3 separate regions of the Mus musculus genome follow, and all the other regions are linked to region 2. A link is a loop called in an ENCODE intact Hi-C map of the cell type or tissue named here. Cell type or tissue: gastrocnemius. All regions are shown on one strand. Region 1 holds the start of Cgrrf1 (cell growth regulator with ring finger domain 1). Region 2 overlaps Samd4 (sterile alpha motif domain containing 4). Region 3 overlaps Gch1 (GTP cyclohydrolase 1).

Region 1 (8,000 bases), 260 kb after region 2:
CCCAGTAACAACTGGGTGTCCAAGCTGTAATTAACCCAACTGACAAGCTCCAACTTTGATGGGATTTTGCCCAAGAACACTCAGTCATAGTCCACTCAGAAGATCAGAACCCCATCAACTATGTGAATAGAAAGAAATAGACTAACTAAAAGTTATTAACTAGCACTGAAGATGTGACTCAGTGGTAGAGTGCTTGCCTAGAGTGGGAGACTCTGCCACAAGCTATCATCCCTAAGACAAAGTAACAGAACAAAGAAAAATGTGGAGTTGGGACACTATGCAGCTGCGACTCCAATATAATGAAATGAGGCTGATCTAGGAGACTTGAAAATTATAAACTGGGACCAGAGTTGCTGCCAGGGTGAAGCACTATTGCTACAGGAAGACATACAAGAAAAGCAAGTAAACAGAAGCAGTGTGCCCCGAGGCCTGTGTAAACTTCAGTCTGTATCCTTTCTTAGTGAAGCATTATGGTAGACATCTAACAAAGGAGAAATACGGTTTTCTGTCCCAGACTCACTAACAGAGTATACAGGGGGGTGCAGTAAGGCTGACGGACAATCCCTCACTGAACTGTGATGCCAGGGTGACAGGGAATCGCTGCCAAGTTGATATTCTGGATTATTTGAGTAAGGTATTTGAGAGTATTCGACAGACGGGTGCTGCTGGGACTCACAGAAGCCACTATGGAGGCTAGAAGACAGTTATGTCCTGTTGTGTGATTTCTTTTTCCTTTTCTTGGCTATTGTTACTGGGGTCTAATAGCCAGCTGTTCCTGCTCTTTCAGCAATGCTCACCAACACAGGTAGATGCAGCACAGTGGAGAGAAGCAAGAAACAAGGACCCAGCGCGTGACGTGAGAACAGATAACCAATAGAGATTACATTGCAGATATGACCGATACACAATGACAAGGACGAAAAGTGTAGCAAGTTGACTAGCTCACTCCTGTTGCCTTGGTTGGGATATTAGAAAGATGTCTGTAAGATTAACATGGTGACCAAGTTATCATCATTTCTAGCAGGTGAATCCGGCCTTGGTTTAGTTTGCAAATAACAATATAAAAAGCTTATCTACGTAGGTGAAGCTAAGCCGGGTGGGAAGAATGGTTGGTTAGGTTCACCATGACTTGTTAGGTTCAAATAAGGACAGAGGTGACTGGTGCTTACTGACGAGGTCTTGCAGCCTCATCAGTGCTCAGCCCAGACTTCAAGAAATAACACAATAGAAACTTGCAACACTTGTAAACCTCCTACTGACACAGGTAGTAAACAATCATTATAGATTCAAATCAAGCCTTAAACGTGGCGTGAACCTGTGTTTGTCTGACTCCAAAGTCTGTCTCCCTGTCTCTCCTTGTCTCTGTCTCTCTCTGTCTTCCCCCCCCCCCACACACACACACCCGTCTTCCTTTTACCCTTAGATGCCACATTACGTGCAATATGAATTTTATCCACTTCCCCCAGTGGCCTATTTAACAAGGCATATAGTGCAATTATCAACTAGATAATTTCCTTAGAGAGGAAAGTTAGGTTGAAGAGAGTAATACCAGTGTTGTAGTTCTTTAAAAACTGTGTATTAAGACTACTTTTTTTTTAAAGTGGTAAACACTAATTCTAATTACAAACTTCCTTGACGTAAATGACAGCAATTAAAACCTGAAAGGTTAATAGTAAATAACACGGAGTGATCCACGTATGGTGGCACACCCCTATATTCCCAGCACTTGGGATGCTGAAACAGGACTGCAATCATACTATGCTACAGGGAAACCACCTGTCTTAAAGAGAAAACAACTTAAGACTGGACTTCATCTTATCTTGTCCACAACATGGGAGTTTTACGCTGTAACTCGGGGTCAAGTGGAAATATTAACATGTTCTTTTTTTCCAAAAGGAGATCCTATTATCAGAAACGGACCGGGACCTGTTAAAGTCTTTAAAGTAACGATGAATATGTAATCAAGTGGTATTTTTGAGCTTGATTTACAAAGCCCGCTTCAGTCTCAAACCTGTTTGCTTTGTTCTTCTTGCAAATGCATTCCCGTTCTCACATAGTTTTCAGAGAACTCGTTCCCCAACTGTAACAGCTCATGTCCTTTTCTGTACGGTCCACTTCCAGCCATGGTTCTTGCTCATTTAGAGCCACTGTTCAATACATTTGGGTTCACCATCTTTTCAAGGGGCTATGAAAGCTGCAGTCTAGAGAGCAACCGCTGTAGGCTAGTCCCGTGGTTTCAACCAGCTGTGTTTTATAAGCCTAAACATGATAAAACTGCATCTCCTCAAGAGGGATACCGGAGACTCAACACTGAAAGAATTGTTCCTGGGTTATGTAACTCTCCTAGAAGCAAAATGCCTCCACCCCACAGAATAACTTATTCCTAAAATCTCGCTCCTTTCTAAAAACGTCTTATTAACTAAAGATCACTTCCAAAAAAATAGACTGCATCAAGAAGCCATTCAATTAGCAATCGGTAGATACAGAATTCGGGTAAAAGTTCCTCTGAAAGATCTGGGACCAAGCAAGGGTCAGTTCGGGTCATAAACAGCCAAGCTCCTTTGGGTCAGGTCTGCGCGCCTGCGGGGCCGGTGACCGGTCCCCGCTAGGCACAAAGTAGGCCGGGGCCCGGGACAAAGCCTTCGGGACACGCACTCTGACCCCCGCACCAGGACCAAGTTCTCCCCTGCGGTCCCATCCCACGGGGGCAGCAGCCTGGCCTGGGCCGAGTGTGTTCGGTGGCGGTGACCGCTCTCCCGGAGTCACCCGAACCCTCTGCGCGGACCCCACACCGGGCCGGCGGTCCCCGCGCCCTCCACTCCCAGCCCTGGACACTCACCATCCTAATACCAGGCCGGTGGTGACGATGAAGCAGGTGAAGACCACCGCTATGTAGAAGAGCGGCGAGTATTCATAGAGCGTTACCAGGAACACTGCGGCCATCGGGGTCTCCTGGGCTCAGCCCAGCCCAGCCCGGCTGGCCCGGACCCGAGCCGGTATGGCGCCCCGGAGCGGACAAACTTTGTAGGTCCTCACTCGCCCAGGCTTCTGGGCAGCTGACAGCCGCGGCCACTGGAGACGGAATGCCAATCACAAGGTTGATAGCAGGTATGCCACGCCCCTCCCTCGTCTGGTCCCGACTACTGGCTACGTAACAGGGAGGGACCAGCTCCGCCCTGCCCTGCGCCCAGGATTGGTGGCCTGAGAGAATTCCGCCAGCCGGGCTCTGTTCTCAAATTCCTAACTGACATCTGGGGCCAAAATTTAAGTTAATGCAGATCCTCAGATACACGAGGTATCCTGGAAACCCTGCAAACCCTAGACAAATTTGGGAATGGGACAAGGGCCGGCATCGGCGCGACGGAATGGTCTACGAAAGGAATGGTCTCGATTTGCGGATTGTCGCGGAAAACCCGAAAAGAGGTCACTACCGCGAGCGATTTTTTGTAACCTTATCAACCTTTGCAAAGTAAGTTTATTCAAAGGAAAATCGGCATACGTACTCCCTCGGCCCTCTTTTTTCTTCTCCAATTAGAATTAGCCAGATCTTTGAAGGTTTTAGTAACTAATTTTTGTTTGTTTATTAGGAGATCTTAGTACAGGAAGTAGCTTAATGTCTGCTTCCTTTCCTCACTCTTGTCATCAGTGCCTCAAAGAAGCCTCCCGGAAGTTTCTCCTAAAACCACTTTTATATTTCTTTTACTTAAGCCCTAATGTGATCCCTAGTTACAGCATAAACAGGAGAAACACCTCCCATCACAAATCCGATCCTGTTACTGAGGAAGAAGGGGAGAGTGGACATTAGGACGCTTAAGGAAAGGTTTCATGCCATGCTCTCAAGTCACCAGGAAATGTGTGCTTCAAAAAGAAGAGTTAGCTTCGTCCAGTGACCTTGACCAAATAGCCTTGTGTTTTCTGGAGTACTGCTATTTAAGCTTGTTTCTATGTAAATTTTCTCATTAGTAGATATTGAATTGTAAAAGTATGTTTATTTAAGCTATGCTTGGTTGTTGGAATGTTTTTTACTACCACATCAAGCACTGCAGTGAGTATCCATAAAGCTAATTTACTTACTTAGGCTAAATCATGGAGGTAGGACTTTATGTATATTTAATTTTTTTTAGAGACTAGAGTCTAGAAATACTGTGTTAGATGCAATCACACCATTGCAGGTAGCCAATCTGAAGGCAATTTTATTACAGTAAAACGAAAAGGGATGTTTATCGTGAAACAAAAACATAAGTTGCAGGTAAAGTAACATTAAATACATAGGAATGACTTTGTCCCCACTCAACCCCCACTGAACCTACAGTAAAGAGATGTAAGATGTAAGCCAACAAGATGGCTAAAGGCACTTGCTACCAGGCCTGACAACCTAACTGGAACCTTCTGGAACCACGTGGTAAAAGGAGAATACAGTTGTCTTCAGACCTCTGCAAGCATGGGCCATAGTAAATATAATGTAATGAAAGAAAAGTAAACATTTCCCAAAGTGTAAAGAAGAGAGGAAGCAAGAAAAGAAAAAAAATAAATAAAGTAATGCTTTGGAAGATACAAATCAGAAAAGAACAATTCACCAATCCAGACACGAGAGCCAGCTCCAAATCAGAAATAAAGGAACGGGAAGCCAGCCTAGCTTATCCTGAGGAACTCTCTAAACAAACAGGAGCGGAGATTTAGCTCAAGTCTTTACCATTTCCTGCTTGGATTTACTACAGCCACTGAAATATGTGTCTAACACAGGACCTGTCCTGTGTACTCTGCACACACAGTGTCCCTTACTGCAGGACCTCTCCTGTGTACTCTGCACACAGTGTCCCTCTCTGCAGGATCTCTCCTGTGTATTCTGCACACACGGTGACCCTCTCTGCAGGACCTGTCCTGTGTACTCTGCACACAGTGTCCCTCACTGCAGGATCTCTCCTGTGTACTCTGCACACAGTGTCCCTCTCTGCAGGACCTCTCCTGTGTACTCTGCACACAGTGTCCCTCACTGCAGGACCTGTCCTGTGTATTCTGCACACACGGTGACCCTCTCTGCAGGACCTGTCCTGTGTATTCTGCACACACGGTGACTCTCTCCTCCACCACCAATGACTTTTCTATAGCAAAAATCTAATTCCACTGGTAAAAGTCCTGGGTTGGCATGCCCTGTTTTTCTTGTTCTTTTTAAAATAAAATTTTAGGTAAATTTACAAAGTAATGAGTGTTGTTTTATACACATATATCAATGGTTTTTTGCTTTTGCTCATCCTTGGTCTTTCCTCTCTTCCTTCTTCTCCTCTTCCTTCCCAAAAATACAATATAGGTTTATTCTCTCTCTCTCTTCCCCTCTTGGGGGGGGCAGTCCTTGCCTTCCGCTTTGTTGGAGACAGGATGATATCTCTTTAAAACAAAGACCCTGAGGTCTCATTTGACACGCCCACTCCTACACATCTTGACTGATAGTGCTTGAATGTGAAATGGCTCCAGTAGGCTATATTTGAACATTTGGTCCCCAGATGTGTGGCTGTTTGGAGAATCTGGGGGATCTTCAGGAGCTGAGACCCAGATTAAGGTGGTAGGTGCCTGGGGGAGAGCCTAAGGGGGTTGTCACCTGACCCTGCTTCCACTGCATCCTGATCTGCTATGATTGTGAGGAGCCTGAGCTACATGCTCAGGGACACACCTTCCTTGCTATGACACACTCTAGTCTGAAATCCTGGAGTCAAAGAAACTTTGCCTCCCTTACACTGTTGGCAGGTGGTCTGTCCAGCAGCTGAGAAAAGAGATTAATACACCTACTCATGTCTAATTAAGAAAAAAAAAATGTGGAGGCTGGAGAGGCAGCACAGCAGCTGAGAGTGGTCCTGCTATTCCAGAAGACTAGCATCGGTTCCCAGCTCCCAATCCAGTGGCCCAGGATCACTGTAATTCCAGCTCGGGCATCTGCTTCTGGTTTCTCACGAGTACATTTGCATATCCCCACACAGACAAAGATAGATAGATAGATAGATAGATAGATAGATAGATAGATAGATAGATAGATGGATGGATGGATGGATGGATGGATGGATGGATAGATAGATTAGAGATATAAAATTTTAAAATAAAAATAAATCTTTTAAAAATGTTTGTTGAGTGTTAGATGTATGCCAGACATAAAGGCATTTGGGAGAAGAGGAGGAGGAAGAGGGTGATGTCGATGATGATGGTGACGACACTGTCTTTTGGATATGAATGGTCCTTCTAAAAGGCTCATGCATTAAAGGATTGATTTCCCCACTGGTGGATCTAATCATTAATGATGACTGGATTGCCTGGTCTGGGTGGTACATACATAGAATCCCAGCACACAGGAGGGAGAATTAGGGGCATCTCTGTGAGTTCAAAGCTAGCCTGACTTACACATCAAATTCCAGGCCAGCCAGCACTGTATAATACAACCCTGTGTCAAAGAAATAACTAATTAGTTAGAAAGAAATTACTGTTGTGGGAGCCTGACCTAACCAATAGAATAACCCCATTGATGAGTTCATAATTGGTGAATTACTATGAGGTGGTGGGTTTGGGAGATAGGCCCAGTGGGAGGAAGCAGGTCACTGGGGGTAGAGCCATGGGAACTCTGTCTTGTCCCATTCACTATCTCTTCTGGCTGCTATGGAGTGAGCAGCTTTGCTCTACCATATCCTGCTGCCATGATAGTCTGTTCTTACCATGGTGTAGGAACAGCCGAGTCAGCTGGCTGCACACTAAAACCCCTGACACTGTTAGCCAAACACACCTTCATTCTGGTCTGTATCAGGAATGCTGTCATTGTGATTTCAAACTGAACACATCTACTGAAAAGGGCAAACATTAACTAACAAACTTCCAACTAAATAAAGACAGAATGGCAAGCTCTGTTAGAAGAGGAACATGGAGGCAGGTTAGTATCTACCGGAGGCCTGCTCTTTTCTGAAGAGAAAGGGAGGAGGAATGGACAGGGCTGGGAGAAGGACTCGGGGGAGATGAGAGAGAGGAAACTGCCGTCTGGGTGTAGAATAAATACATAATTAATAAAAAAGAAGAGGTACATGGAACTATGAGAACTTATAATGGGGGTGTATTAGGTAGATATAGAACAGATGATTGACATGAGCTGATGATTGACATGAGAGCTGAAAGACATAGGTTTGCCAGTCTAAAGAACAGGAGGAAAGATCCTGTCTAACCTGCTCCTGTAGGATGCAAACAGACAAGGAAAGTTATGTCTGCATCCCAACCACTACAGAAGACCCTATAAACTCACATAAAATGTTGTGTGGGCCAGAGATGTGGCTGGTAGCATACTTGCTTGAATTCTTAAAGCCTGGTCTCAGTTCTCAGGACTAAGTACAACCAGGCACAGTGATGCAGACCTATAATTCCAGCCCTAGGGAGGTGGAGACCAGGCCATCAGAGGTTCAAAGTCACACTTGACTACATTGTGGAAAAACCTTGTCTGGGGTGGGAAGGAGAGAGGAAAAGGGAGAGAGAGGGGAAGAGGGGGTGGGGGAGGAAGAGAGAGAGAGTATTATGGTTTGTATATCCTCGGCCCAGAGAGTGGTACTATTAGAAAAGGTGTGGCCCTGTTGAAGTAGGTGTGGTCTTTTTGGAGTAGGTGTGTCACTGTGGGTATGGGCCTGAATCCTAGCTATCTGGTAGCCAGTATTCTGCTAGCAGCTTTCAGAGGAAGATGTAGAACTCTTAGCTCCTCCTGCACCATGCTGGCCTGGATGATAATGTACTGAACCTCTGAACCTGTAAAGCCAGCCCCAATTAAATGTTATCCATTATAAGAGTTGCCTTAGTCATAATGTCTCTTCACAGCAGTAAAACCCTAACTAAGACAGAGAGAGAGAAAGATTGCATTTTTCCTAACTCGATTGTGCTGTTCTCTTTAGATGACAACATTGTGTTGCAATGTCAAAAGGTGGGTACACCTGCAGTGTAGCACAGACAAAGGCCCCAAGGTGGGAGGCTAAGAAACTGAAAGGTTA
Region 2 (8,000 bases):
CAGGTATCACTCGGTGAAATGGTGCAATCTTGCCGTCTTGCACACAGGTCCTCTGGTTCAAGAGCACTTTCTTTGCATGCGGTCTTGTGCAAGTGAAGGGTGCCATTTTCAGAATGTAGGCTTGTGAGTTCTACCCCACCTGTGGTTTTCTTGTGGGAAAGCCTGCTCTGGGCCCTCTGCAACTTCTTGTTGGTGCTCCTGGCAAGTAAGGAACCTTCAGTGGCATCTAAACATCAGGTTACCCTGAGATCTTCTCTGCCTGAAGCCCAAGAGTGACTGAGTCTGGCTCGACAGACACAGAACTGCTTCCAGAAGGAAGGATCACTTGCCAAGCAATTTCGGAGTTTGATTTCCAGATGGGAAAGAACCCCACCTTTGTGCAAGGTGGCATTCTTACTGGGTGCCACAGGTGTGCTGAGCTCCAGGCCCCTTGTGTGTCTCAGACCTTGTCCTCTCAGTCCAGGAGGCCCTGCTGAGTGTTCCTCTCATCCCGGTGGCCAGCCAGAGTCAGCAGTGACATGCTGGCCTTCCCACTGGAACCAAGGCACACTTGACACCTGTCCAGGTGGAAATAAAGCAGAAAGCCACCATAGGCGGTGTCTGAGACGTCCTGACTATGCAGTGTGGGAAAGAGGGATGAGCCAGCACAACTGAGCAAGGTGACTGGTTAACAACACACACACACACACACACACACACACACACACACACACACACACACACACACACACACACACACACACGGAGGCTTCTCCATATTCCCCAGAGGTGGTCTTCCTTTGTAGGGCAATTATTTTGATGTTCACAAAGTCCATGCTTTCTCAGACGTTGTGGTCTTGGGTTTGGAAGTATGATTTTAAGTGCATGCGTACTCACGTTAAGAAGCCGGGGGTGGGGTGGGTGGGTGGAGAAACGTACCTTGTACCCAAGACAACCATTGGGGAGTTCCCATCTCCAGTTCATTTTATGCTCACATTTACAGGATCCTAGTTGTGTAAAGATGAAGTCCACATTCTGCTTTGGTGCTATAATTCTCCAAGTTCAGTCTCAGCACTGAACTTGGAGAATTCAGTATGAACCCTGAGAAGACCCCATGGCTGACCAGGTTGGGTTCCTCTGACTAGAAAGGCCTACACCCAGCTCCGACCTTTCAGGTTGACTCTGGTCTGGCCTGGAGGTGAGAGGCATTTCTGTGAAGGAAGCCGAGAAGCAAGACCAGCTTTCAAAGTTACTGTCTGGTTATCAGGAAGTGCACCTGGAAGCCCAGCCAAGGCCAAGGCGTTTGCATCCTTAGTGGAGCCACAGCTTCCTGTCTCCTCGCTGAGGGATTCTGGGTCATGGCTCTGACTTGCCTCACCCTTTATGGCCATGTCACAGAGATACCACCCAGCAGGTGCTGAGTGTGAGTGGGCAGAGCCCGAAGGGAGCCCTTGGTTAGCCCAGCAGGTCATTAGCAACGAGGAGACCAGAAGTAGGCATTGCTGCTGTGCATTGGCCACTATGAGGGATTTAAAGCCTTAAGGAGGGGTTTGCAACATCCAAGAAAAAAATCTTTATGAGTGGGGGGAGGGAAAAGAAAAGCCCAGGATATTCTAGAGTTCTAATACCCTGATCTGCGGGAACATTGAAATCCAAAGCCTTGTAAACAATTGCTTCTGGGACAGACACAGGGCTCCAGGCTGTGAGGTGTGGTGAAGCTACCCAAAGACAGGGTGCACCTCCTGTGTATTCACTGGGGGTGGGGGAATCTTGAAAGATGTAGCCATGGCCTAGGTGGTATTGTGCAAGTCTGGAATCTAGTGTTAGTGCCTGTGCAGAGAAAGGCTTCAAGGATCTGTTTGCTGTTTGAGATTCAGGTAGCTTGTTTTAGGAGGCATGGTGACTGAGACCACGTCTCCCCATCTGGCCTTGAGTCCACTCCGTCAAGTTACTCCTGAATCAAGAAACCATGGCTCTGTTTTCCAATGCCATTCCACAGTGACACCAACATTCAAGTTTTTCTCTTTTGTTGTCTTATCCTCTCTTTGCACACATCCCCCCCCCCCCCACCTTTCCACAGGGATCTCTTCCAGGGAGAGCTATCGCTGGTTTAATCAATCTAGGAATCCAGATATCTGACAAGTATCAGAAATATCCCTGTTATATTGCAACCAGTGCTGGGACTTCAGGCTCTGGCTCCCTGCTAGGCAGCCTCTGCTCACACTGGCAAGGCATGGTTTAAAAAAGGAAAGGCTTTCGGCAGCTCTAAAGAATGTGTGGTGACAGTTGAGGCTCAGCACTTTCCGGCTGGGTCACCAGGGCGTCTATTCTGGCATCCCAGCCTCCATTCTGCGTCAAGGGAGAGAGAGAGAGAGAGAGAGAGAGAGAGAGAGAGAGAGAGAGAGAGAGAGAGAAGGGAGCGAGTTAGCCAGGCCCTACCTGGTTGCTGGAACATCAGCATGTTTTGTGGGGAAGTATGCACGGGCAGCGAGCGGGTCTTCTGGACGGAGCTGTGGGTGCGGCTGGGCATGCTGTTGCTGCCCCCAGGGTTGGCAAACCAGAGGTTCTAGGGAGGGACATACAAGAGGGGGGCATTAGTCCAGACCCTGTGGGGATGTGGGGAGGCAGAGCCCCAGCTGGAACTCGGGAGACAGGTATCCCAGGACAGTTTTGGAAAGGCCCATGCTACCCGCCATGGACTTACTGAGAGATGGCTGAGACTGTCCCATTTGAGGCTCATTCACAGGCCTCGCTTTAAGTTTGAGCCACCTTCCCCTCTCCCCATCTCCAAAAGTGTTTTTACTCCATATATTTCTTAAAGGGAGTATGTGTGTGTGTGTGTGGGGGGGTTGTCTTAGAAATACTTGTAGCAAACAGTATAATGAGTTTAAGGCTCTTATTTGAATTTCTTTTTGAGAGTCCCCAAATTTACTCCACACTGAGGAGAAAAGAAAGAGTCAGTACTGGCAACAGGCCTGTATATCATGCAGCTCGTGTGTCCTGTAGTGACCTTGCCTAGAACTGATATCAGGGCTTCTCAGACATGCCCTTCCCATTGGGAGGGACTGCCACCAGCCTCCTCCTGGTGAAGCCTTTCTGTTTTAAAGACAACCTCTCATCAGGCCTGCTTGTATGTTCCCAGGCCCAGGCCAACCTCTATTGCCTCAGGGGGCTGAGGGAATGAACATTTAGGGAAAGGCAAGGTTGGGCTCAGGGGGGCAGAGAGGTCACTGTCAATCTCACAGCAAGGGACAGCCTCCCAAACAATCCTGTGGACTCACCATTGCAGCCGGGACTGTGAGGAAAAAGTCAAAGGAAGCTTATTAAATGCCCACCCAGACCTGGAAGGTGATGGGGTATGTTGGGGGGGGGGCAAAGATCAAGCAGAAGTAGCCCTTGCATGCCTGTCTACAAGGGTCCCAGAGATAAATGTAGCACTAGCTTTCCCAAGCAGCAGACATGAGTTTTTCCGTCTCCAGGGAAACAACGCAAACAGTGATTACCTGACAAGCATAGGCTCAGCTATCTCCTGGTTTAGATTCCCCTGGGGTCTTATCTTTCCATGCAGGAGACTGTCTGGGTTGGAGACATCTTAAAGCCTCAGTCCCTGAGCTTGGTCAACCTCCCTGCTCCCCAGAGCAGAACAAACCTGTCTTCCTTGTTTCATGATGGTGGGGTTGGCAGCGGTGTGGCGCTGGTTGGAGCTGACAAATCCACTGGTGCCCAGGAGACCAAGGCGGGCGGAAGGGACATTCCGAGATGCGATCTGGTACTGTCGTGGGTTCCGTCTGCCCATGCCGCTGCCCACAGAGCTGGCTGTTGGGAGGGAGTTGGACTGCCCAAAGCCACGACTGTGAGAGCAAAGAGAAGAGATCCAGAGGTTCTGGCTCCAGCCCTACATAGCCCAGGCTGCCAGTGGGGTCTCTTGGGGACTGACAAGAGGTTTGGGGGTGCCAATAATAGGCTATGAATCAAACTGTACCTAGTATCTAAAAGCAACAGCACATGCTAAATGTTGGCGCATGCACACTACTCTTAACCCACAAGACAGCCCTATGAAGTAGGCTTCCTAATCTTCACTGCTAGAAAAACTCAGAAAGCTTGAGGATTTTGCTATCGACACACAACCAGCAGGGGGCAGCACTCAAATATGAACCCAAAAGGGGAGCTCAAAGAGTCCCCTGCCTTCTATTCTTGTCTAGTCCAACCTGTGGGTCTGTGCATGAGGCCATGGTGCCTTTCAAGAAGCCACAAAGCAAAATAGTAGGGTCAGTATCTGGATCTGATTCCGTTCTGGTGCGCCTTCCATGATGGCGTGGTTCATTGCTGATCAGGTTGTCTGTAAGCAGTCTTAGATGGAGGACCCGATTGAAATATAAGCTCTGTTAGAAAGGACTGTATGTGTCTTCTTCAGCCCCTTATGTCCCAGGCCCGAGGCACGGAGTCAGAATTTTGCAGAGTAAATGCTGTTTGATATTTCTCCAACTGGGAGGTCACTGCGGTGTGTGGATGACTCCATACACACCTAGGATAGTCCAGTCTCTTCGTTCCCCAGGTCTTTCCTGCAGGGCGGCCCTCACCAGGGCTGGCAAGGCTCCGCTTTTCGGGTCCACGCAGGAGGCTGCTCCCAGCGGGGTCGGATGAGCTCAGCGGAGAAGCCTCCACCAGCCCCGGGCTTCTGGAACCGGACACATTCTTTCCAAGGGAGTCAGGCAGCTTTAGTTATTCAGGAGGGTGAAGGAGGTCTGCGTGGCGGGCAACGGCCACTAGATGGAGCAGAGTCGCTTGGTTGCTAAACTGGGGAGTTTTCGCCAAGCTTACCAGAAGACCCTGCAGATGAGCTGATTTAGCTTAGCCAGTGGAGGTCCAGGGGGCCATTCACAGCAGGTACTTCCTGCGCCAGAGATGGTTGTGTGTGAGTGCGGGGCGGGGGGAGGGGAGGTGGCGTCTGAGGTGGCAATGCAAAAGTTCCCGAGTTCCTAAATGTCTTAGGGAGAGAAGGTTCCAGGCTTTTGAGGCCAAGAAGGGTGTTGTAGAACCCATTCAGAAGAAGAGGTTCTTCTCTTGGGTTCTTGGTCTCTCTGTTTATCTTATCTTCCCTTTCCTCATTGAAAACTGAAAATTAGCGTGAGGCCATTCCATGCAATCAGAGACCCCAGGGAGGTAACTTGTAAAAGTGGCAGCAAGTGTGGGGGGGGAATGGGGGGGGATTTCCGCTTTCAGCTGTTAAGAACAGGTCCTCTGGCTTCTGAAGTCAGAATTTGGGCCACCTGGCAGATAGATGATCAGTATCTGCTAAGACTCCCCCCACCCCTTACTTGGTGTGAATAGATTTTTCTCACTTCCCTCTTTGGCTGGATTTTTAGAAGGCTATTTCTATATGCAAAACAGTAGTGGATGAGTGTTGCCTTAAAATGATCTGTTCTTCCACGAAAGCAACACTGTAGCTTGTAAAAAAATTTTTTTTTGAGACAGGGTCTAACTATGTAACACAAGCTAGCCTCAAACTGCCTTCCCGCCTCAACCACCCAAGTGCTGGGACTACTCAAGAAAATCAGACCTGGATCAAGACTGTATTTTCTAGCCACATCAAGGCCAGAAGGCTCTGTTAGGGCAGTCGGTGAAGAAAAGGAGAACCCTGACATTCCCAAGAGTTAGGACTCAGCTGTTTGGGAGAAGGAGTAAAGCCCAGAGTATTCCGGGGTCTGGGAGGTGGTGGTGGTGGTGGTGGTGGTGGTGGTGGTGGTTACAGTATAGCGGAGGCAGAATTTTGAGAGGCCTTCTTCTTCCTGATGGTGGAGTCTAGCTGTGGTGTCCTCAAAAGGTTATTTTTACAAAGCCAGGTTTTTCTAGAGTTGCTGCCGCTGACAGTGGGATTGAACTCTGAGGTCAGTTAGGACCACTCAGCTTAAGGAAATAATTATGTTTCCCAAGAAAGAACAAATGCCAAATTAAAGTCCCACTCTTGGCCCCTCCTCCATCCTGCCTCCTACCCCCGAGCTTGTCTGCCTCACCTTCTCTGCTTTTCTGAGTCTAACTGATGTCCTTTCCTTGAAACGCATGAAAAGACTTTGATAAAAATAACATTAATAAGAAGCAATTAATTTGGGATTTGTGAGATAATTTAAAGCAGGGGCTTGCCTGCGGTTACTTTTTTATGGGAGAAATGGTTTCTCAAAATAAATTAACAGTGTGAAAATATCCCAGAGGTGATGCGAAGAGCAGAATGTGTTTCATGGGTTTGGCGCCATCGATTTGAACATCCATGATTGGTAGCTGCATTCCCTCGTATCTAGTCAATAAAAAGACTCCGACCTGGCAGACCTCAGGCTGGCCCTGACCTAGCATGTGCTTATAACAGTCTGTAGAGGCTCAAACTCGGACCACGCCTCTCTCTAGGCAGACAGAGGCAGGGGATGTGTTGCTGGTGAGAGGAGCTTAAAAGCCAGGTATCTTCAACTTCTACTTCAGAATGACTTCCTCTAGGAACTGGTACAGCAGGGCCCGGTACTGCAACAGGAGCTGGAGACCTCCTCCTCACCTGGGAGTCGGAGCATCACCCATAGAAATGGGGTGCTTGGCCTGGGAGTGAGTGTATCTCTCATAGAAATGGGGTGCTTGGTGGCAGCACAAGGCAGTTGAGGAGCAGGTCTTGCTTTGCATCCAGGCCGCTGATGCAAGAGTGATCTGCAGCCCATCAGAGCTGGCAACCCCCAAGGGCTGGAGACTGGTGAGCTGGCAGTAGTATCAATTTGCAGGCATATCCTCTGTGTGCATTAGCCTGAGACCAGAGCAGTCATTTGGCTCTGCAGTGGCAAGGAGTACTGATCTGGTGCCCAACACTGGCAAGCTTGCTCCATATCCTGGGTACCTCTGCCTATCAATTTATCTGTAAACTAAGGTTAATAAAAGCAGTTCTACTTCATAGGGTTGTCGTGAGGGTGGAATAAACGAATATATTTTTAGTGTTCAGAAACCACTGGGCATGTGCTAACTAAATGTTTGCATAATAAATAACAGTACTGTGTAGTAGAATGTGATAGCATCTTAATTTTTAAGTAAATCTGTCATGAAGATGTTTCACAAACTCCAGCTGGCCTTATTTCCTTCAAGTGGTAAGGCACACTTATGCAAATGAGCTCCCCCCCACCCCCAATTTAACAACACAGCTTCTGTACGTGCACTGGGAAGTGAATTTCGGAACCTGATGGGTACAAGCAAAGAAATGAATATTTATCTGTTTATGTTTGAGAATGTGACACAAAATGGCGATCCTCTGTAGGATATCGGTGTGATCGCTTCCTTATTCCCAAGTCCTCTCTACCATTGCTTAAGCCAGCCCTCCTCCCTCCTTCACTTCTATGATAACTTAACCTTCACTTCCTATCTCCCATGCACCTGGTCTCTCAGTTTACAGCCATATTAAGGTAACATGTTCTGAAGTGTGACCAGGCTTATTTTTAACTGCATCCAAGAAGCTGAGCTACTATGAAAAATCAAGAATGGTCCTGCCCCGCTATTAGACTGCAGCTCAGACCAAAATAGACGAGCACTGGGCTCTTCACTCTGCCACGGACTATAATTAGCTTGTCTGCAGCTAGAAGGTAGAAAGGCACTACACTACCACTTAAGGTACTGATAGAAGATCCCTCTCAGGTCTTTTCAGAGCCCCGCTTTGTGGCTCAACCCTCCCCCGAGGTTTGCTGGCATTCATTACATCATGAACTCACACTTCTCACACCTAGATGAGTATCACCATTCTGACCGTGAGCATCAAGGTACAGATGTTGCGATTCAGCTCTTCCTGTGGGAAGGTTCTCCCTACCAGCCTTTCTCCTACCACAACCTGTTTAGGTAATGCGATTTGGAACTCTCCACAGGGTATCCTCATTCAGGAGGAGTGATGACCTGCCATGTTCCCGCCTAGAACCGTGGCAGCCAGTGACGCATGGGGGGGGGCACCATGTATTACAAAGAACAAAATCCCAACATACTTTCTTTGCTGTCGATATCCTGATATG
Region 3 (8,000 bases), 94 kb before region 2:
GCCAGCCCTAGAGAGCCTGATATTTTTTTTTTAAAAGCTTGTGGACAAACATAGGTATTTATATTGTTTGTTTGCCTGGTGCTTTATTAATTCTTTGTTGACTTATGGCAGAAATTATTTAATTACTTGATACTCTGCATGTTTTCCCTTCGCTTCTGGATTCTGTTCATTTCTTGCCCCTGGGAAGTTTGTCACTTTTCCACCTTTTTCCCTGTCACACCTTTCTCCTCTTTCCAGTGCCTGTCTTTCCATGGGAGTGACTCTGGTCATCTGTGACAGGGCTGCCTGCATACTAAGTCTCCCTCTGGTTGTCACTACTGTAGCTTGTGGGCTAGCAGCTTTCCTCAGTGTGTATCCTAGGACTCTTGGCATCTCTAACCTCTTGAGGTTTCCAAGGCAATCTAGGCTTCACCTTCACAGCTTCCCACAGTGGCCTCTCTTGGCCTCCTTGCAGGGACACCCCTGCCACACACCTGGCCTCAGTGGCTTTTCTTAGTTGTGGAGGGCAATTCCATAACCCCTTCTATCATTGACTCTAAAGCCAGAACTGTGTGGCTGAAGCTGCCAAGTTCTGCTGCTTTCTGGGATTGGAACATGGCCCACTCTCTTAATAGCATCTAAACCAACTTTCTGTCTAGTTTGCCTGTCCTGGAACCTGTTCTGTACACCAGTCTGACCTTGAACCCAAAGATCTGCATGCCTCTGGGATTAAAGGTGTTTACAACCACACCTTGACCTAAACTGTTCTTTTAATTCCTTTTCACAAGATGGAAGTAGGGTCTTTCCCACATAGTTCCAGCATATAGTGGTGCAGGATATAATTGCCATTCCAGAAATGCAGAAAGGAACATGATGAGGAAATACCGGATAAACTCAAAACTGCATCTCCATGTCTGTCTGTCAGCTCTCCAGATCTCCAATTCTTTTTAGCTTTGTTGACAGCAGCATGCTGCTTCTCCCTCTTGGAAGTGTGTGATCTGCTTTTTTATTGTGATTTTAAAGGGGGTTACAGTTACGAGATTTCATGAATCTCAGATGAGACTTTGAACTTTGGACTTTTAAATACTGTTGAACCTGGGGACCATGGGGACTTTTAAAGTTGGACTAAATACATTTTGCATTATGTCATGGCTACAAGTCTATGGGGGCCAGGGAGTGAAATATGGTGGTTGGAATAGGTATAGCCCTCATAAACTTGTGTTTGAATGCTTGGCCCATAGAAAAGGCGCTACTAAGAGGCATGGCCTTAATAGGAAGTGGATCACTATGGGGCAGGCATTGAGGTCTCCTATGCTCAAGCTATACCCAGTGTGGCACACAGTGTCCTGCCTGCAGATCAAGATGTAGGACTCTTGGCTCTTCCAGCACTATGTCTTCCTGCATGCAGCCATGCTTCCTGCAATGACAATAATGGACTAAACCTCAAACTGGAATCCAGCCCCAGTGAAATGTTTTTCTTTATAAATAGGAGTTGCTGTGGTCGTGGTGTCTTTTCACAACAGTAAAACCCTAAGACAATTGATGGACTACAAACGGTGACAGCTAAAGTGTCAAGGTAGATAAGAAATAAAATTCTTGATTTATTTTACTTTTTAATTATATGTAAGCGAGAGGGGAGGAGGGAGCAAGTGAGAGCGCATGCACACATGAAGCCAGAAGAGGGCGTCACATTCCTTGAGGCTGTAGTAGTAGGCAGTTGTGAGTGCTAGGGTCTGAACGTGGGTCCTCTAGAAGAATAGTACACACTCTTGTATTCTGGATGAAGAGTAATTCATGCCCTTGTTTTAGAAATATATATTATAGGGCCTGTGGAGATGGCCCAGTTGATAATGTGCTTACTGAATAACCATTAAGACCCAAGTTTGATTCCCAGTATCCATATAAGAAAGCAAGGCAAGGTGGCATACTTGTGTTTATCTTAGTACTGAGGAGGTAGAGACAGGATCCCTGTTGGCTTGCTGGCTACCTGGCTACCTAGTCTAGTCAAACTGGTAGGCTCCAGGTTCATGGTAGAGAGACTGTCTTAAGAGATGAGGAACTGAGGGAAATGATATCACACACACACACACACACACACACACCCCAGTTCATCTTAAGGGCTGAAATGTCACTGAATAAACATGAATATGTAGCTCATTTAAATCTTGACTCACTAATAACTTCTGTTAATTTTGTTAGTGAATTATTAAATAGAGCATATTTGTTATCAGGAAGAACACTGAATAAAGAGGAAACAAGAAATTTGTTGCTACAGTAGTTTATGTAGATCAGAGCTGTCAAGACAAGGGGCAAAAAGCCAGAAATGGGGAGGTGCAGGTACTGCATGCAACACTGGCATGACAGACAAGCTTTTCTGTCATGAAGACACCATGATCAAGGCAATTTATAAAGGAAATTTAAGTGTTAGCTTTATAGCTTCAGAGGGTGAATCCATGACCATCAGGGCAGTGAGTGTAGCAGCAGGCAGGCAGACATGGTACTAGAGCAGTGGCTGGTTTCTCTCTGGAGGCAGAGAGAGGGCGAGAGGGCAGACAGACAGACACCCTAACAGACTGGTCCTGACATGGGCTCTTAATCGCCAAGCCTACACCCAGAGTCACACTTTCTCCAACAAGGCCACACCTCCTAATCCTTCCAAAAAGGTTCCACGAACTGGGGACCAAGCATTTAAACATGAGCCTACATAGGAGCAGGGCAAAGTATTCTCATTCAAACCACTGCCACAGCATTGCTACTGATGCTAGTTTCTCAGGCTGCCAAAGAAAAGTACTACAGCTGGGGATTTAAGCTGGGGATTTTACAGCCCTGGATGCCAAGTCTGAAAACCCTAGCTTCCTCTGAAACTATACTGGAGACCTTCCATGCCTCCTCCCAGTTTCTGGTTGTAGAACTCAGTCCATCTTCCTTGGTTTGAAGTCATCACTTGCTCTGATCTCTACCCCTGCCAGTGTCCTTGCTTTTGTTGTCTCTGGACACTGTGGTGTGCCTCGTCTGAATTTGCTGAGTTACACCTGGAGCATCACCATACGTAGTAAAATCATATTCAGAGGCACCCAGATCTTCAACAGGATTTTCTTGGTAGAGTACAAGTCAACCCAAAGCAGTACTAAATATTTATTCATGAGATTAACTGGGAATTTTACCAGTGTTTCTATTTACTTGTTTAATTATTTATTTGAGACAGGGTCTCTGTGTAGCCCTGGCTGGCCTGGAACGCACTCTGTAGATCAGGCTGGCCTGGAACTCCCTGAGACCCACCAGCCTCTCCCTCTTGAATGCTGAGATTGAGTGTTTGTACCACCAGGCTTGGAGGCACTTACTGTGTTCCAGGCATTGTGCAGAGTGCTGAGAAAAGAATGAGTGAAGCTGGACATGGTTCAAGCCCTCCCGGGAGGGCCTTTAGAGAAAAGACAGCCAGTCATGGGGAAGAGAAGTGTGATGATAGCCGGTAGGGAGGGTGCTTGGTCAGTGCCGGGAGATGACAGCATGAAGCGAGGCTTCAATGCTGCCTTGACTGTCTGATGTCTTTGCCTGCTGACTTGAGCCCTTGACAGGTGTCACCTTGCTTTATCTTCATAATAGCCCTATAGAGCATGTAATATTCCCATGTTGTATACAAGGAAACAAGACTCAGGGAACACTTGCTCCAGATGGTGGCTGACAAGCAGCAGAGCTGAGAGGATCAGGAGCACCGATGTGACCTGGCTTTCAGTTGATGACAGTGTCGTACTAATTTACTTGGCTTTCTTCCTCTCCTTTCTTGTCCTGCTGTTTGCTTTGTCTGGCTCTAGAAACTCCTCCACACCCTGGCATCTCTCCAGGTTTGCATTTGAGTTTTTAGTGTTTCGGTGAATAAGGCTGCGGTACCAGAATTGACCAGGAGAGGGCTGATGTCTAATTACTGGTTTTGCAATTAGGAATCTGGATTGCGTGGATCCTAATTCCGTGTTATGTGAAGGGAGATGTTTCTGGTAGACTCTCCACCAATAGGTGGTTGTGAGCCAACATGTGGTTGCTGGGATTTGAACTTAGGACCTAGAAGAGCAGTCGGTGCTCTTAACCGCTGAGCCATCTCTCCAGTCTCATCCTTGAGCATCTTCTAGGTCTCTCACATTTGACTTTTTAGTTGCTGAAGAAACGGCCCATCAGTCCTGCAGAATCTACCGCATCAGCCTTTGCTTATTTTATCCCCAAGATTTAGTCTTTCGTGAGCCCGTTGTTTCTTGTATTGCACTAATTATCAGGTTGAGAAGCTTGCTCTTCCAAAACAAAAACCTTCAAGTGTAGGTAAGACTGTTGCATAGAAGGAAGCATGGCATTCTCTCTGGGGCAGCTCAGCAAATGTCTTTCTTTTCTGGCATCAAGCTCAATCAGCCTAAAGTGTCTCAGCTGATCTCATCAATTAGAGTTTCCAGCCAGCCCGTCACCTACCGATTTAGGATCTGTTGGTGACTGCCTACATCTGGTATTTACTAGAAAGGACGGACTAATGATCTTTGGTCCTTAAATTTATCAGTTGAAATTCTAAGAGGAACTCTTGTGTCCCTTTAAAAAGGAGCTATATAACTCTGGTAAAAAATTTTAAAAGTACAGAAAGCTTTAAAACATAAAAAAGCTTATGATTTTAGATGTCTAATTCTGTAATAGAAGACTACTTAATCATGGCTTAATCTAGAAACCATAAAATGTGACAAACGTCAACTAAGAATTTTCATGTGATGGATACCATCACAAGTGAGTCAAATGATAAGCGGGAAGACACACTCATGCCCTGGGCAGGGGGCTGATGACAATGGGGCTGATAATGTCAGATGAGATGCTGGAAAGTGGTGGGAGAAATGTGACCACAAAACTGGAAGCTGCCAAGGTGTTTAAAGCGAAGTAAATTTTATAAAAATTTTATAAAAATTCTATGTTTTTGCTACATAGAATGCAAAACACATGACTAGTGTATTAATCTGTTTGCTATTAGCAAGGCTGTCTGCCAATAGCAGATTATCATCTTTCAGAAGACTTGAAAGTTACACATGGACTGATTCTACAGGGGCTAATTCCAAAGGGCTCTGCAAACACCAGGAAATGTGATTGTCCTCACTCTCCACGAGAGAAGCACACAGGTCCTACCTATAGATACATTGGTCTTTTGTTGGATTGGCAAACATACAGAAATTTGATACTATATTATTGAGACCATAAGAAATCATGATATATATATTCAAGATTAGGTACTGCGTGGAAATGACTTAAATACCCATTGCCTTACAGTTTAGTGAGGGATATGGGTGAGGCTAGAAATGCTCTGCAGCATGCCACAGCTGTCACTGGGCAATGCTAGTGTCGGGCACCAGCTCCTATAGAATCAGTTCATGTGTAACTTTCAAGTCTTCTGAAGATGATAATCTGCTCTTGGCAGGCAGCCTTGCTAATAGCAAACAGATTAATGCACTAGTCATGTGTTATGTATTCTATGTAGCAAAAACACTTATAAACTAAAAGATAATTTTTACCATGTTATAGATACAACTTACAACAGAGAGGAACTTCTGGAGAATATTAGCAGATGAGACAGACAGTAGCAGTGAAAGGCAGCTATGAAATCACGGTAGTTCTACAGTTCACTAGTATGTGGTGTCAGACATTGGACCCGGGGCCTTATGCATGCTAGTTAACAGCCCTACCACCCGCTAGTATGACCAGCCCAACAGTTGATGCTTTTCCAATTATGACTTAATACTGAAATATTTATTTGCATTTGATGACAAACAGCACAGTGTGTGCTATGATACATAAGTCTAGAGGAAGCTGCACTCTGTGCACAGTAAAAGCATGTGTATGTATACATATGCATGTGTGTGGAGGCCAGGGGTTCATACTGACTTAGTGCCCTGGATAACTGGGGCAGTGTCTCTCCCTGAATTTGCAGCTCGCTGTTTGTCTAGATGGCTAGCAAGTCCCTGGAAATCCTCCTGCCTCTACCTTCCTATGGTAGAAAATATTTAATTTCAATCCAGGGTGTCTACCCTGTCTTTGATCATTCATTTCCTGGATAAATGACCCACATGACCTTTATGTTTATAATAAGCCTTTATTAGTACTAGTGCTGGACAGATATCTACCCTCTATGCTATTAAAATCTATTTCCGACTGATAACCCTGAGTTAAGTCCTTACATAGTTTCATTTTAACTCCAGTTGGCCAGTCCCCATGGCCATGCTTTCTTGACTCCTAACTCATGGTGTCTTTCTCCTTTTTCCACCTTTTCTCTCTCCTCGTGGTCTCCTCCTACCCCAAGCCTGGGAACCCCAAGCCGGCCTACCTCAATTCTGCACAGCTGTTGGCTGTAGGCATCTTTATTCACCAATCAGAAATAACTTTGGGGAGGGGCCAGGTCACATAGTGTCACTTGGGCCTAAGAGTGGACTCTTCTTGTCTTTGGGGCAACCAGGTCTTAGGGACCACACCTAGCATTGCATTATGTAGCAGCAGGCCAACCCCCAACAGCATCCCAGCGCTGGTTATGGCTCCCGTGCCCAATGGTTTATGTTTTGAGGGATCTGAACTGAGTCCTGAGGCTTGTACGGCCAGCATTTCACCAACTGAGCTTCCTCTCTACCCCAGGTATTTACTTTAAAAATGGATTTATGCATATTTCATGATAGTAAATGATTAGAGCAGACTCCTGTCGGGATGTATTCTATACATACCTTGGTTTTACAAATGTTGCTAAGATACCTGATTCTGATGTCCTCCCACCCCAAATTGTCACCAATATCCTAAGCAACCCATACATAAATGAATTAACACAGTTTAACTTCATGGGTCAACTGTACTTTGATATTTTTTAATTTTTTAAGAACATGCTTGGATTTTCAAATAAGTTGAAAATACTGTGACAGCCACTGTACGTAGCTCAGAGAGAGCTCCAGGCTCATCTCACCATCCACTGTATGGAGAAAATGGCAAGAGTATGAACTATGCCCAGCCCTGTAATCAACCCTGCCTGCCAGCTCCTCCTGAAGTCACTCCATGCAGGCTCTGATGCTGCTCCACACAGCCCTAGCAGAGTTGTCCAACCGAGACTAGCTCCTCAGTGGACTGCTCAGGGCTCATCTATTCCGGTCTGTTGCCGGTTCTGTCAGCCCAGTTGCTTCTGGTTCTCCACTTAGCACAGTGAGACAGACAGGGGGGTCCAGTCTTGCAGCAGCAGCTGCTGTGTCTATTCTTGCCGTTCACACTGCTTCCCAGTAAACATATGCCGGAGAAGCCCTTGGTCCACAGCAGTGTCTTAAAGCACAGTTACCATGCAACAGCCCAGAACCTCGGACTGCTTCCGTGTTGGCTTCTTTCCCCCAGCGAGAGCCAAAGCAAAAGCTGGGCAAGCAGTTGTTTCTCTAATTAAAGCCACACGCCCAAGTCCCGCTGGTAAGGTCACTGGTGTGTTGTTGGGGGTTGGTGACTCAGAACCACTTCGTGTGTTCCAGTCTTGAGTCTCCCCAGTGTATGACTGATGGGCGTTATGCAAGCCCTTCAAGCTGAAGAAGCTGTCCAGGAAGGAAGCAGTTAGCAGTGCCAGGGTGCTCAGCTGTTAATGTTAATTAGGGACAACGGATAGGAGAAATGCGTGCTTCACCGAAGAAAAATGTCTGAACACCAAAATGTAAATATTAGGAAAACTTTGCAAGGTATACAATAAAAAGGAAAAGAAACTTTGACTCTTTAACAGTCCAAGCAAATCCCAGGTCTGGCGAACACTGCCAGTTCTCGATTACTTGAATTAAAAACAATAAGCTCCCACAAAAAAGTATAAATACAAGAAAAACTCAAATATTTAATATACCCTGGAAGAAAGAATTTTCAGCAAAACACAAATTTTAAAGCATTTGTTTATCCAATTTTAATTTTTTTTACTATAAAATAACTCAACATATCCAACCTCTTTCCCTCTGTCCTTTCTCTCTCTCTCCCTTTCTTTCTCTCTCTCCCTTCTTTCCTTCCTTCCT

What was found. Peaks named below come from ENCODE experiments on the same cell type or tissue, not always from the same donor. Only the 100,000 strongest peaks of a DNase experiment are listed, where the experiment ranks them.
Region 1: it touches region 2 in a loop (2.7-fold over the local background); 7 of 42 quality-filtered maps call a loop at or near these places.
Region 3: a loop joins it to region 2, with 2.1 times the contacts of the local background. A loop is called at or near these places in 7 of 42 quality-filtered maps.

What each region holds. Positions count from the first base shown.
Region 1 is chr14:46,827,219-46,835,218 of GRCm38, reverse strand. Cgrrf1 (cell growth regulator with ring finger domain 1) reads right to left here and starts at 3,085. Exons shown (of 6, transcript NM_026832.4): 1 at 2,840-3,085. The coding sequence starts at 2,943. In gastrocnemius, a CTCF peak has its summit at 3,025; a DNase peak (open chromatin) is centred at 3,084; H3K4me3 peaks cover 2,691 bases; H3K27ac peaks cover 2,346 bases.
Region 2 is chr14:47,083,589-47,091,588 of GRCm38, reverse strand. It overlaps Samd4 (sterile alpha motif domain containing 4), which reads right to left. Exons shown (of 13, transcript NM_001037221.2): 9 at 7,974-8,000; 10 at 3,629-3,830; 11 at 2,419-2,545. Among named protein-coding and RNA genes, the nearest start is that of Gm10371, 29 kb to the left of the region's middle. In gastrocnemius, CTCF peaks have their summits at 4,111 (motif pointing right) and 4,739 (motif pointing right); DNase peaks (open chromatin) are centred at 3,800, 4,121 and 4,717; H3K4me3 peaks cover 1,494 bases; H3K27ac peaks cover 6,265 bases.
Region 3 is chr14:47,177,459-47,185,458 of GRCm38, reverse strand. The region is part of intron 1 of Gch1 (GTP cyclohydrolase 1); the gene reads left to right. It also overlaps the pseudogene Gm18811. Among named protein-coding and RNA genes, the nearest start is that of Gch1, 8.0 kb to the left of the region's middle. In gastrocnemius, a CTCF peak has its summit at 3,875; DNase peaks (open chromatin) are centred at 3,389, 3,848 and 7,392; H3K4me3 peaks cover 1,192 bases; H3K27ac peaks cover 2,118 bases.